3 separate regions of the Homo sapiens genome follow, and all the other regions are linked to region 3. Evidence: chromatin contacts called from ENCODE Hi-C or POLR2A ChIA-PET data. All regions are on one chromosome and are shown on one strand. Each heading gives the region's core, a stretch centred on a gene start or an enhancer-like site at or near the end of the contact. The rest is flanking DNA. Distances are from core to core; before and after follow the strand shown. Region 1 holds the start of RAB8B (RAB8B, member RAS oncogene family). Region 2 holds the start of RFX7 (regulatory factor X7). Region 3 holds the start of BNIP2 (BCL2 interacting protein 2).

The links. A loop is a pair of places that touch in the nucleus more often than their neighbours do. ChIA-PET counts read pairs that join two places held with the same protein, here RNA polymerase II (POLR2A). Pooled maps may share reads with other maps.
Region 1: a map of CD8-positive, alpha-beta T cell shows a loop between it and region 3 (34-fold over the local background). The contact joins the promoter of RAB8B here to the promoter of BNIP2 in region 3. A Hi-C loop is called at or near these places in 1 of 168 maps with a recorded cell type or tissue (CD8-positive, alpha-beta T cell), 1 of 37 single-sample maps with no recorded cell type and 6 of 50 pooled maps.
Region 2: a map of CD4-positive, alpha-beta memory T cell shows a loop between it and region 3 (26-fold over the local background). The contact joins the promoter of RFX7 here to the promoter of BNIP2 in region 3. A Hi-C loop is called at or near these places in 1 of 168 maps with a recorded cell type or tissue (CD4-positive, alpha-beta memory T cell), 1 of 37 single-sample maps with no recorded cell type and 10 of 50 pooled maps. POLR2A ChIA-PET finds 5 or more read pairs at or near these places in 2 of 52 experiments (BJ and HepG2).

Annotation. Positions count from the first base shown.
Region 1 is chr15:63,186,746-63,191,070 of GRCh38, reverse strand. It overlaps RAB8B (RAB8B, member RAS oncogene family), which reads right to left and starts at 1,465. Exons shown (of 8, transcript NM_016530.3): 1 at 1,323-1,465. The coding sequence starts at 1,446. It overlaps LOC101928972 (a long non-coding RNA gene), which reads left to right and starts at 1,640. Exons shown (of 4, transcript XR_932355.4): 1 at 1,640-2,225; 2 at 4,036-4,081. RefSeq lists a silencer at 1,381-1,710 and an enhancer at 1,891-2,040.
Region 2 is chr15:56,242,035-56,246,006 of GRCh38, reverse strand. It overlaps RFX7 (regulatory factor X7), which reads left to right and starts at 2,128. Exons shown (of 10, transcript NM_022841.7): 1 at 2,128-2,562; 2 at 2,720-2,882. The coding sequence starts at 2,722. LOC124903569 (laforin-like) reads left to right here and starts at 1,189. Exons shown (of 3, transcript XM_047433428.1): 1 at 1,189-1,273; 2 at 1,828-2,024; 3 at 2,125-2,656. The coding sequence starts at 1,189. The coding sequence ends at 2,574. It also overlaps a transcript of TEX9 not described here. RefSeq lists enhancers at 219-864, 1,103-1,152, 865-1,510, 1,511-2,156 and silencers at 1,403-1,452, 1,943-2,232, 2,383-2,442, 2,533-2,602.
Region 3 is chr15:59,688,070-59,692,413 of GRCh38, reverse strand. BNIP2 (BCL2 interacting protein 2) reads left to right here and starts at 3,094. Exons shown (of 10, transcript NM_004330.4): 1 at 3,094-3,279. RefSeq lists a silencer at 2,817-3,326 and an enhancer at 2,740-3,388.

The DNA of each region.
Region 1 (4,325 bases), core at 216-2,715, 3.5 Mb before region 3:
AAATGATGTTAAGGTGGTCACTTCTAAAACAGCTTAAAACCAGCTTTGACTTGGTCTTCAGTTTATGATAAGTTAAGAGATCTTATTACCTGAACACAGTGTCTTCCAGTACAAAAGTAGAAAGGACAGCTCCCAGCCAGGATCAGAAAAACTCTTGATTCAATTGGAAGTAACTGAGAGGTATATCACATGTTGTGATTCACTTAACAATAATTAGAACCAAAGCAAAATATACAGGGAGGCAGGTAGAATGTAAGTTCATTTCCTTGGCTGAGAAGCTGTTAAACATTCAAACCGAAGGATTTAAAATACTGAGAAGTCTTGCTTCTCAGGAGATGGTAGTAAAGAGGTGAACCATATTTTCCTGACCACATCATTTCCAAAAGTCACCAATTCCCTTAACATCCATTAACACTCACAGAACAAATTAACGCTCTATAGACATTATTCCATCATTAGTCACATTTTGCTTTCTCCTGCACTTGATCCAAAGGAAGTGAAGAGAAAATGGTAATCAGTTACTATAGCAAGTCTTGCGCCCCACTACTTTCCATTTCCTCTCTTTTCCATCTCCTCTGTCTTCTCTGCTCAACCTCCCTTTACTATGATGTTGCTTCCTCTTTTCCTTTCTGTCTCACACCCAGATCCCTTTACTTTCTCCATCAAGTATCCTCATTCTGCCCTCTGATCCCTTGAACTCTTCTTCCACCTACAATTTTCTTCTGTCCCCTCCTACGACATCTCAGTCCAGACCTCCTGTGGCCAGCCGTCCCCTTCTTCCTCACCTCCTGACCGCTCATTCCCCTGAATTCCCTTCCAGTTGCCTGGTTCTCACCTCTCTGTCCCTTGTGTCCTCTGTCCCTTTACTTCACATCCCTCTCATTGCCCCCATCCCTCATTTCCCCCTTCACATTTCCTTCCTCTCCTGTCTTTTAATCATTGGCACGTCCACTATCCCCTTCTCTCTACATGAGATTTCCTGAGTCTTCCCCCCAACACATTTTGTCCCTCAAAGACCCCTCCCTGTCAGTCTCCGAACCCTCTCGTTCCCCCAATACCCCTAGTCCTTGTTCCTCTGTTCCCCTTCCCGTTCCTTTGCCCCCAAGTTCCCCCTTCGCCCTTAGCCTCACGTTCCCGCTCGCCTCTCTCCCTCACGCCCTCGCCCCTCTCCCTCACGCCCTCGCCCCTCTCAGTGCCCCCGCCACCTTGCAGTCCCCGGGGTCTCCTCTCCCGGGCTCCCAAGCGCCCCCCGCCCTTTCCCCGTCCCCTAGTACCCGCCCCCCAATTCTCTACCCGGTCCCGGGCCGCGGCCCCTCCCTCACCGATGGTGGAGATGAAGGTGGTGTTGAAGGCGTCCTCTGAGAAGCGGAACAGGAGGCAGGTCTTGCCTACCCCCGAGTCGCCGATCAGCAGGAGCTTGAAGAGATAATCGTACGTCTTCGCCATCTTCTCGCTCCGGCCCTCTGACCGGGGAGCCAGAGGAGGCGGTGGAGAGAGGCGGGGAGGGGGCCGCGGGCGAGGGGGCGTGCCCGCCAATCCGCCGCTGCTCGCCCCGCCCCACGCCCCGCCCCTCCTCTCGGAGAAGGCCTGCGCGCCCCGCCCCGTGCGGCCAATCGGCGAGGGCTTCGTCATCACCGCCCGCGCCCCGGGACTTCATGGGACTTGTAGTTCCTCCGGGGAGCCTCGGGCGTGCCCCGCGAGGACTGTCCAGGCGGCTCCAGCGGATAAAAGACCTGCTATGGGCGGGGTGACAGGGTGGAGGCGTTTCCACCCGAGCTGGGAAGGGAGGCCCCGTTTCGTACTCTGCTGGTCGAGCCGCGGGAACTTAACTTTGTTATTTCTTTGTGTGCAGACGCCTTCCAAATCCAGGACCTCAGAATCAGAGCCCCGTAGTTCCCGCATCTCTTCCGCCGAGACCTGGAGCAGAGATGCTTTCTTTCCTTGGCGCTGCTGTGGCGCAGCCTACGGGTTATCTGCAGAGGGCATTATCCAGCTTCTCCCCGAGGCCATGCCCAGCACCACTATAACCCCCTCCCGCAGCCCCTCAGTCACAGAGCTGAGAAAGAATGGTTACCATGCTAACTCGAACCTCACTCGTGCCCCCTTCTTCACGCCACACAGACCAGAGCCAAATACAATGAGTATTTAGAGAATCTGCTACGCTGATCGCTCCCCTCTCCTCGCAGGAGGATGGATTTTTAAATCTGGGAAGTCTTGTGCTACAGGTCTGTGCCCCATGAAACTGCAAGCATCCTGTGAGGCGGGCCACGGGAATTTAGAGAGTAAGATTTGAATTTAGTCTTGGCTCTGCTGCAAAACCGCTGTGACAAGTCACACAGGCACTGGACATTTCAGTTTTCTCATCTGTAAAATGGATATGAAACAAGATACTTCATAGGGTTCCAGTGAAACTTAAATACTAAATGTGAAAGTTCTTTGAAACCCATAAGGCACTGTTAGCAGTGATGGTAATATTCATTACTCTTCAGTAGGCTCTCACTTAATTGATGACGAATATAGGGAGGAAACAGCATTCTGTTATACTCAAGTTAATCCTTTATTATTTATTGTCTTAGGCTAATTCTCTGTTTTGTGGATGTATTGTTCAGTCCCCTTTCATTTGCTAGTGGCAGAAACCCAACCGGATTAGCTGTTGTGAAAGGGGTGTTGACTGGTTCAGGTAATGTGGAAGCAAAAGGCTAAGAAGGTGTGGGACTAGGAGTCCACCCTGCCAGGGCTCTGTGTCTCTCATCTGTTGTTCTCCCTTCGAAGTTTTAATTTCTAATATGTCAAATACCGACAGGTAAAACCCACATGAAAAAAAGCTTCTTGGAGTCTTCAATAAGTTTTAAGAGGATGAAGGGGTCTTGAAACCAAAGTATTTGAGAACCACTGGTCCAGACATTTACCTTAGCTATAAGGAAACACCTTCTGGAAGGCTAGAGGTTATTAAGGGAACCAGTGGACTCCACCATTAGTGGAATAAGAAAAGGGGGGGGGGGAAAAACCGTGGACAGTTAGTTGAACAAACCAGCAGGCTTTTCTAAGGACACATACTGTGTGCCTTGTGACTTTAGGAACAGTGCCACTGATAATCCATTCTCAGTTGCATTGTGGCAGAAGACTTAGTTGGCCCTAGAATTGGCCTTCATTTTCTATGCGGGTAAAAGATGAAATGTGTCATCATTAACTGATTGATCATACAGTAGCCAGAGGGCTGCTGCTGCTGCTGCTGCTGCTTACGGAATGTCTCATTCCTAGAGTCCACTAGATAGGAACAAAGCTCTAATGAGTTCAAAGTCACAGTGTCTGCCCCTAATGAAGAAGGATTCTGCCCTCTGGCACAGGCTGAGCCCTCTTGCCCAAGCCAGTCCTTGAGCAAGCCTCTGAACGTGGCTTCAGCCATGATCTGAACAGTGTGGATTGTTCTATATCTTCCTCCTCATTCCTGGAAAAGAAGGGGAAAAAATTCCGCAAAGACCAGTGGAATTTATTTCTTTTTAAAAATGTATATTTATGGCCAGGCGCGGTGGCTCACGCCTGTAATCCCAGCACTTTGGGAGGCCCAGGCGGGCAGATCACGAGGTCAGGAGATCGAGACCATCCTGGCTAACACGGTGAAACCCCGTCTCTACTAAAAGTACAAAAAATTAGCCGGGCATGGTGGCGGGCGCCTGTAGTCCCAGCTACTCGGGAGGCTGAGGCAGGAGAATGGCATGAACCCGGGAGGCGGAGCTTGCAGTGAGCCGAGATTGCACCACTGCACTCCAGCCAGGGTGACAGAGCAAGACTCTGTCTCAAAAGAAAAAAAAAAACCGCATATTTATTAAAATGATGTTTAGTCCCACTGTCTGTATGCAACTATTATCACTCTCTTTCTATATGAATAAAAATGTAGTGATACGGTAAAGAACTTAAGTTCAAAAGAGAAACTAGCATTAGGAATTTTAAAGTCCCTAAATTTTCTTAGGGGAATTTTGTTAATTGATGGGAATTTTAAAAAATAATAATGTTGTCTTATTTTCACTTCCCCAGTTTTTCTCTGCTACCAAGTATATATAATATTGGGACTTTCTAGCTGGTAAGTTTGTGCACCACTGTTGAACCATTCAAGCATTTTGACATATTGATACTACTTCAAAAAGAATCAGATTTTTTTCTCTTACACATTATTCATTTTCATATTTTGTGCAACAATGTTATTTAGATATCGGATTCTGGTGGTAGTAACTGAGTACTATTGAATCAAGGCATTTTGCTCAAAGGACTGGACATTAAGTATATTTGTAGCAGTACAGTTACTTCAGGTAGCAGGTTGCTGGTTG
Region 2 (3,972 bases), core at 879-3,378, 3.4 Mb after region 3:
ACTTCCTAAGGATCTCCCCCTCCCAGGGTGTTGCAACTTGGAGCCATCATTCTCTCTTGGCAAGGCAAAAAATTAGAACCTTGGGGAACTTGGCAACTTTCCTCAACGTGATATAGGGCATACACACACACACGTATATATATACCTACATTCAAGATTTTTCAGCGTAATTCCAGTTTCAGCATAGCTTGCAGGCTCTGGAATTAAACTTCCAGGACTCAAATTTTGGCTCCTGCATTTACTAATTGGGTAATTTTAAGAATGTTAATTAACCTAAGCTTCCATTTCATCTGTAACAGAGGGAGACTAATAATACCTACATTATACACTCTTGGGGAGGAATAACTATGATAATGTATGGAAAGTGCTAGTCTGGCACACAAAGTGTTCAACAAACATTAGCTATTTTTATCCTTCAAAGCTTCTGTCTAGTGCACACCATGTCTATCAATTAGGTCCACAAAAATACTGTCTTTACACACCCACATGAAGATATGTATGCAAAATGAATGTCGTAAACCACCTATAGTTTCCTAAAGTGGCTAAGCTAATAGAGACCTTAGAGTATGGAAAAGGGGGCTCATTTGTGTGATGCAACTCGTGCAATGGGTAGTTGGAGCACAGCGTAATCCAAGAGGCCCCGGGGGCGGGGGGGCGGCTTATTTTGCACACAGGTGTTCTTCCTCCCTGCACCCCCACCCTCAACCCTCACCACGTGCAAGCATTCAGTGTGAGTCTGGGCCTTAAGTCTGTGGGCCAGGAGAGAGGGCACAGTGGACAAAAGCAAGAGGGTTTCAGGCCAAGGCAGGGAACTGAGAACTCAAAGGCCAGGCAACCCAAGCCAATCAGATTCACCATCCACTAGGAGTCTAAAAGGTGGCAGAGCCCCACAGCCCAAAGTCCACACACAGCAGGAAAGTGGCCAGAGGATCTAACAGGTAGAAACCTGATAGACACTCTATCAGAAAAGTTAAAGCTGAAGGGCTCATAACACCCACGGGCCCAAAGAAAGGTCAGTGTGAGCTGAACAGCTGTTCCATTTGGTGCCAGAGGCCTTGGCTGTTGTATTCTACATCCACGCAGCCTCCCTGATCAGCCCCACCTAGAAAAGCCAATTCTTCTGCTCTTAAAGGAGACTGACTTATTTGTGGCAAAGCTATCATTTAGGTATGAATGGGAAGGGGGGGAATGGTGCGGAGTCTGCGGGGGGAGGGCGGGTGTTCAACGGGCTCCAAAGGAAGGAGCTCGTGGCTGACGCCTGAGCCTCCATGTTGTGAGTACTACATGCGTTTCTTTCAGAGGCAGGCAGTGGCCTTGGCTGCAGGGACCCTGACAAGCCGCGACTTGAGCTATGCTTTAGAGCCTGGGTGGAATTGGGAGCGGTATAAAGGAGGGAGGGCATTCCTGGAAAGGGGGTGGGGTGGGGTGGGGAGGTGGAGGGGAACAGCATGAGCAAAGGCACGAAGGAAGAATGAATCTGCTGCGCGTTGAGGATGGCATGGAGACTTCCCTGATTGGAGCCGGGAGTTCTTGCAGGGGGATGGAGGCCGCTATGATTGGATAGTTAAAGTGGGGCCAGATTTGGAGGGCTTTGAATGCCCGACCGAGGAGCACTCAACCCAGCTCCTGACTCGCGATTTCCGTTCAAGACCGAATTACCTAAAGGGTGGTTAATTCCAACGGGTGTTCTTCTTTGGGGGCTTCTGAAAAGTCAGTTTATCGTCTTACCTGCTTCAGTTCTCTTCATTTACTCAGGGAGGAAGTAATCCTCACATGCATGTGCAGGGGAAGGGGGATAATGTTGATTTCTCTTTACTTGCTTTGAAGATGCCTCCCCCGCCCAAATCCCATTTCCACGCCAAATATTATTAAATTTGGTTTCTCCTCCTCCTCCTCACGCAAGTTCTCTTTCTCTCGCCAGCACCTCCCCCACGTTTTCCTGCTCTCCACCAGCCGGGCCGGACTCCTCCCGGCCCCCAGCGGCGCGCTTCCCTGGCCCGCTGGCCCGCGCCGCCCTCCGCGCCGTGCGCCCCCATCCCGGCCCGTCGCGCCCGCGGCCCGCACACCCTGGTCCACGCCCCCCGGCGGAGCGGTAGGTGTTGTGCGGTCTGCGCCGGGCCGCAGTGCGGCTGCGCGCACTGGGCTGCCTCCGGGGCTGGCAGGGCAGCGGCGGCCGCGGCGGCGGCGGGGCCGGGAGCGAGCGGCGGCGGCGGCGGCGGCGTGGGGAGTGGCGTGGAGCGGTGCCTGGGGCTGCAGCAGCACGGGGACCCGGCAGTAGAAAGCCCCGGGGACAAGGAAGGAAGGCTTGGCCGCCAAATCCCTGAGCAACCGTTCTTCTTGGATTTTGGGGGGAGCCTGCCCCCCCCACTTCGTCTTCAAACGCCCCCATCTCACCCCCCCACAGCCCCGGCCGCTGACGGGAGGAGGCGGCGGCGCCAGCGGGGGGCTGAGGGGCGCCGCCATGCCTCTCCCGCGGTGAAGCGCCCCGGCCGTGAGGAGCCGCTGGTCTCCCCGGTGATGTTCCCCAGGCGGCAGGCGAAAGCGACTCACTCGAGCCCTGGGGTAAAGGCCTAGCTTATCCAGCTTCCTTCCTCCTCCTCCTCCTCTTCCCCTCCCCCTCCCCCTCCTCCTCTCCCCCCTTCGTCCTCCCCTCCCGGTCTCTTCCCTCACCCTTCCCCGCGCCCCCATCTTTCCCTCCCTCCCTCCCACCCCTCTGCAGCGATGGCAGAGGAACAACAACAGCCGCCACCACAGCAGCCTGATGCCCATCAGCAGCTTCCCCCCAGCGCCCCCAACTCGGGGGTGGCCCTGCCAGCCCTTGTGCCCGGGCTGCCAGGGACAGAGGCCAGCGCGCTGCAACACAAGATCAAGAACTCCATCTGGTAAGAGGATCCTCCATCGCTCGCGTGAAAAAGCCCAGGCACATTTCTGCTGCAAAGTGGGTGGGGGGCGGCGGGCGGGGGGAGCGGAGGAGGAGGCTGATGCATTCATTGAATGTGGCTTTCCCCAGTCGGGTGCACATTTGTAGGATCTCTGGAGGTGTGCGGACTTTGCATCAATCAGCCCCTGTCTTCTTAGCTAAAAAATGCTTTTACCCCTTCCTCAATTGTGAGTGCAGATAAACAAGTTTTTTGGTTTTATTTTTTCACTCATTGTAACAGAAATATGGGTCGAAATTAAGTCATATTGCATGATGGTGGCATGAATTTGGAACTGGAGAATGTGAAATGTGTTTACTCCTTTTTGCAGCCATAGAAGGAGGAAGAAGTGTATTGTGAATTTTCACCAAACAGATACTGTGCGTAAGAATATTAATATGCAGCACAAAACCTAATGTGTCTCTTCCTTTCAGTTGGGTTAGCTGCTATTTCTGAATGTTTTTGCCTCCCTTATCCTAATATTAAATTTCTTTTTCAGGGAGTTTATTCTTTGCATTGATTGTGAAGAAAGTGCTTTTTTAGTATAAAATATTTTAAGATGGTAGTTTACAACAAAGTGGTTTTTTTTTAAATTAAAATATAGGGAATCAAATGTCTTGCCATTTGTATGTCTTTTTAAAAGAAACCATTGATGGAATATCTTTCGCTATTTTACTTTCTTGTATGAAAATTTCCAATATTTCAGCATTAAACTCCTAAAGTCTAGTGGGAATCTTTTAATAATTAAATACACTAAGTCCATCCACTGTTAGAGCCATTGCAATATTCTTTGAACATGAACTTGCATTGTTTTGTAGGATGCTTCATTAACTGCCTTTTTTAAGTGTAGCAATATTTTTTAAATGGAAAGTAATATTTGGAATTTGGTCTAAGATTGCTTTTAATAGAAGTTTAAAAAGAATTTTATATGGTATTTTAAAAAGCCTTGATTTTGAAAATGGAAATGAAATCTTTGCAGGGCCATCATTGAATATGAGTACTAAAATATCAAAACTCATTTTCTCATTTTGAAAACATATCGTAAAGCAACTGG
Region 3 (4,344 bases), core at 1,845-4,344:
CCAGAGGCTGAGGCACGAGAATCACTTAAATCAAAAAGTGGAGGCTGCAGTGAGCTGAGACCATGCCACTGCACTCCAGCCTGGCAACAAAGTGAGACCCTGTCTCAAAAGAAAAAAAAAAAAGGAACAATCTAAAAGTTCAATAAAGGATTGTTTAATATATACATTATCCATAATGAAAATAATAGCATTGGAATGTATTTATTGACTTGAAAAAGAGTTCATAATATATTTTAATTATTTATTTTTATAATATAGATTCCCATATCTTTCCATAGACTGTAGAGGGTGAAGCCTCAGAATCTGTATTTTTATTTATTTATTTATTTTTGAGACACAGTCTCACTCTGTTGCCCAAGCTAGAGTGCATGGTGTGATTTTGGCTCACTGCAACCTCCACCTCCTGAGTTCACGTGATTCTCCTACCTCAGCACCCCCAAGCAGCTGGGATTACAGGTGCCCACCACCATACCCAGCTGATATTTGTAATTTTAGTAGAGACGTGGTTTCTCCACGTTGGCCAGGCTGGTCTCGAACTCCTGACCTCGGGTGATCCACCCACCTCAGCCTCCCAAAGTGCTGGGATTACAGGTGTGAGCCACTGCACCCAGCTCATATTTTAAATGAAAAGAAGAAAATGGAGATTATAAACCACTAAGTACATTATCTGATTTTTATAAAGACTTATATGTGCAATTTATACATAAAATATATATGTGTGTGAATATATATATATATATAATCTGAAAGGCTATACATAAATATGTTAATAATAATTATCTTTTTGGCTTACTTGTAGTTTGTAATGTTTCAACAATAAGTATGGATAATTAACAAGATAGGGATAAAAAGATAAGTAATAGGATGGCTTACTCGAAACCAAAGCAAACACTGATCAAGCTTATTAAATAATAAAGTTACTAAAATGAAGAAGGAACTGAAGATCTTAAAAAAAAGAAATCACATAACTATATATGATTTCCAGTGATTTTCTGCCACCCTGTGGGGAATTCTGCACATTGCAGAACTGAAGAAGCAAAGTATGAAACTACAAAAACTTCTGTAAATCAAGATGAAATTTCTTGGCCCAAGTAGTTGTTTAGCTAAAGCTCTGTTGATCAGTTTTGTTTTCTCTACTAGCTATTTAGTGAAATTGCTAGACTAGGATAAAAAGAATACCTAATACTTAAATGTGATTACAATATGACAACCAAGGTCCTAATACATATATATGAATTCATCTCACAAAAACCCTATAAGGTAGGTACTATTTTCTTCCCATTTTATCAAAGAGACGGACTTTAATCTACCAATGGTGGGTAAATGTTGCCAAAGCAATGTGAAATCCAGGCAGAATGCTGCATTTTTAGTCAATGATTTAAAATTTTGAGCTTTTCTGTTCCCCTCAGGCCTGATCGTACCCCAATGGAATCACCCAAATACTTGATGCTGAGCCTTTCTATGGATTTATCAGATGAAACTTTGGAAAGGGACTTTTTTTTTTTTTTAAGACAGGGTTTCGCTGTCACCCAGGCTGGAGTGGAGTGGCGCGATCTTGGCTCACTACAACCGCCGCCTGCCAGGCTCCAGAGAGTCTCCCACCTCAGCCTCCCAAGTGGCTGGGACCACAGGTGCATGCCACCAAGCCCACCTAATTTTCTTCTTTTCTTTCTTTCTTCCTTTCTTTCTCTTTGCTTCTTTTTCTTTCTTTCTTTCTCTGTCTCTTTTTTTTTTTTTTTTTTTAAGAGATGGGGTCTCGCCATGTTGCCCTGAGGTCTGGCGATCTACCGACTCGGCCTCTCAAAGTGCTGGGATTACAGTCATGAGCCAGCACGCCCAACTGAGAGAGACTATGATGTTCTCCAAACAAATCTCATTTGGTTGAAACTCTACAGCTGAGTATGGTCTAATTTGAGTAGTTTACCTTGAGTACTCTAACCATGGTCTATAGACCTGGGCTCTTCTGAGAACTGTTTGCAAATGGTTCACAGAGAGAGAGTAGAAAACTCTATGTCAATTTTGCAGGTAATTTTATGGCTGTTAACTCTAACGATAAAAAGTTTTGACTTGGACTTTGTATGTCTTTTCATTTTTCTGTTTTATTAACTTGTCAAAAACTAATTGAAAATTGAAAAAAATAAACCGACCGTTCCCCCAGTGAAGAGAAGCACTGCTGTAAAGCTTTTCACACTCAAATATTACCAAACTCTAAGGTCGCTTCTGAGGCCTAACTCCCCAAAATGATGCCTCGGATATTTTTCCTCGCCTTATTTCTTTTTTTTCTTTTTCTTTTTTTTTTTTTTTCCTTTTTCCTTTTATTTGAGACGGAGTTTTTGCTCTGTTGCCCAAGCTGGAGTGCAATGGCACGATCTCGGCTCACTGCAAACTCCAACTCCGCCTCCGCCTCCGCCCTCGCCTCCTGAGTAGTTGGGATTACAGACGCGCGCCACCACGCCCAGCTAATTTTTGTTTGTTTAGTAGAGACGAGGTGTCACCATGTTGGCCAGGCTGGTCTCGAGCTCTTGACCTCCGGTAATCCACCCGCCTCGCCCTCCCAAAGTGCTGGGATTACAAGCGTAAACCACCGCGCCCGACCTCCTCCCCTTATTTCATCCATTTTATAATTCACATTATTGATCGCTGATAATTGCACCTATTGTAATGATACTGATAATTGCACCTGTTGTAATAATATTGATATTGATAATTGCACCTATTGTATTACAATATTATTATTGATATCGATAATTTCACCTACTGTAATGATCAATAAAGGCAGGCAGAAAGAAAACAAAAGTAACTGAAACTACCAGGCAGCGTCCCTGCGAACAGCAAAGAGGGAAGAAACGCCTTGAGGCGTAGTAACGCCACCAATAAGGAGTCGACGCGACGGGTCCGCCCACAGGCAAGGAAGGCCGACCCCGCGAGTGCAGGCGCGAGCGCTAGCCCGTGACGTCTGAGGGGGTTGGGGGGATGCTGTGTGGGTTTCAAGAAGACGCCACGCCTCCGCCGCCGCCACGCCCCCGCCGCCTCCACCGCCGGCTGCCGCGCCCGGAGGAGGTCGGGATGTTATCACTTCCGCCGGGGCTTCTCACTGTGTCCGGGTCAGCTGCTGCCGCCGACGCCGTACCGCTGCGGCCGGGGGATTGGGCCGGGGTCTCCACCGCCGACCGAGGGGAGCGGGCTCCGCTCGGCCCTGCTTTTTGCGACCTGGCCGTCAGCCCCACGTCGCCGGCCTGGAGGGGCGAAGAGGACGAGGGGGCCAAGGCTTCCTCCGGGGTGAGTGCGGCCTGGGAGAACTCGGCACGGTGGCTCCGGAGCTGGACTGGGAACCGGCCTAGGGGCGAAAGTCTGTCGGGCGCGTGCCCACGACGTCCGGGGAGAGGAAACCCAGAGAGTTACCCTTGGTAGGGGGAGCCATAGAACCTGCTCGGGAGGTGCTTCCTGGATCCCCGCCCTGCTTAGGTCCCCGCCCTTGGCTTGGGTCCTGTTTGTATTTGGCAGTTTGGCCCCCCACCCCGTCGCTTTTCCGTTTCTGGTAGTTGTGCTCGGGATGGAACCTTGCCCCTCCTCCGCTCCCCCACCCTTTTACCCTGGTGTGGGTGAAGTGGCTGGGCTACGATGGTTCAGTATTTATGACCAGCGTCCGTCCTGGTACAGAACAAAGAAACTTGGACTTCTGGTATGCCTCGTAACCGCGGGGAATAGACACGGAAGCAGCATAAGTAATCAGGGCTTTAATAGATCTTCCCTAGTACGCTAAACCAAATACAGAGTGTGTACGTCAAAAGCCGAGTCCCCGCGTGAATCTAGACACAACCCTTTCTGTTTAAATACCTGGCAAAATGGTTTGGATTTCTGGATGCATTTCATGCCGCTGGAGAGTTACTTGTCTGTGTCTTGTGAGCTCTTTGACGAAACAGCTTTTCCGGTGTTGCATCAAGATAGTTACGGTGCCTCCTATTTATTTAATTGAATAAACTATGTGATTGCATTTTAGTGTTGCTTTTTTCATTCTCACCTTCTCTTGATTAGGATCTCTATTTCACCTAATACCTGATTTCGTATTTTCAATTAAATGTAGTTTTTCTAACATTTTATAGGAATCTCTGCAATTGTAGAAACAAATTCTGTAATTTGTAAATGGATGTTTCCTCAAAGTTACAACTGACCTTACCCAATTAAGTTACCCCTGCAGACTAGTTTCTTGATCATTTTGCACATATTCTTAGTTCTTTTTGGTTTACATTTTCTCTAAACTCTATTCCTAGTCTTCATATTCTCTAGTGCAGCCTAATACTGCTGGGCTTAGACCGGAAGTATGACAGATCCACTTCTGCAAAC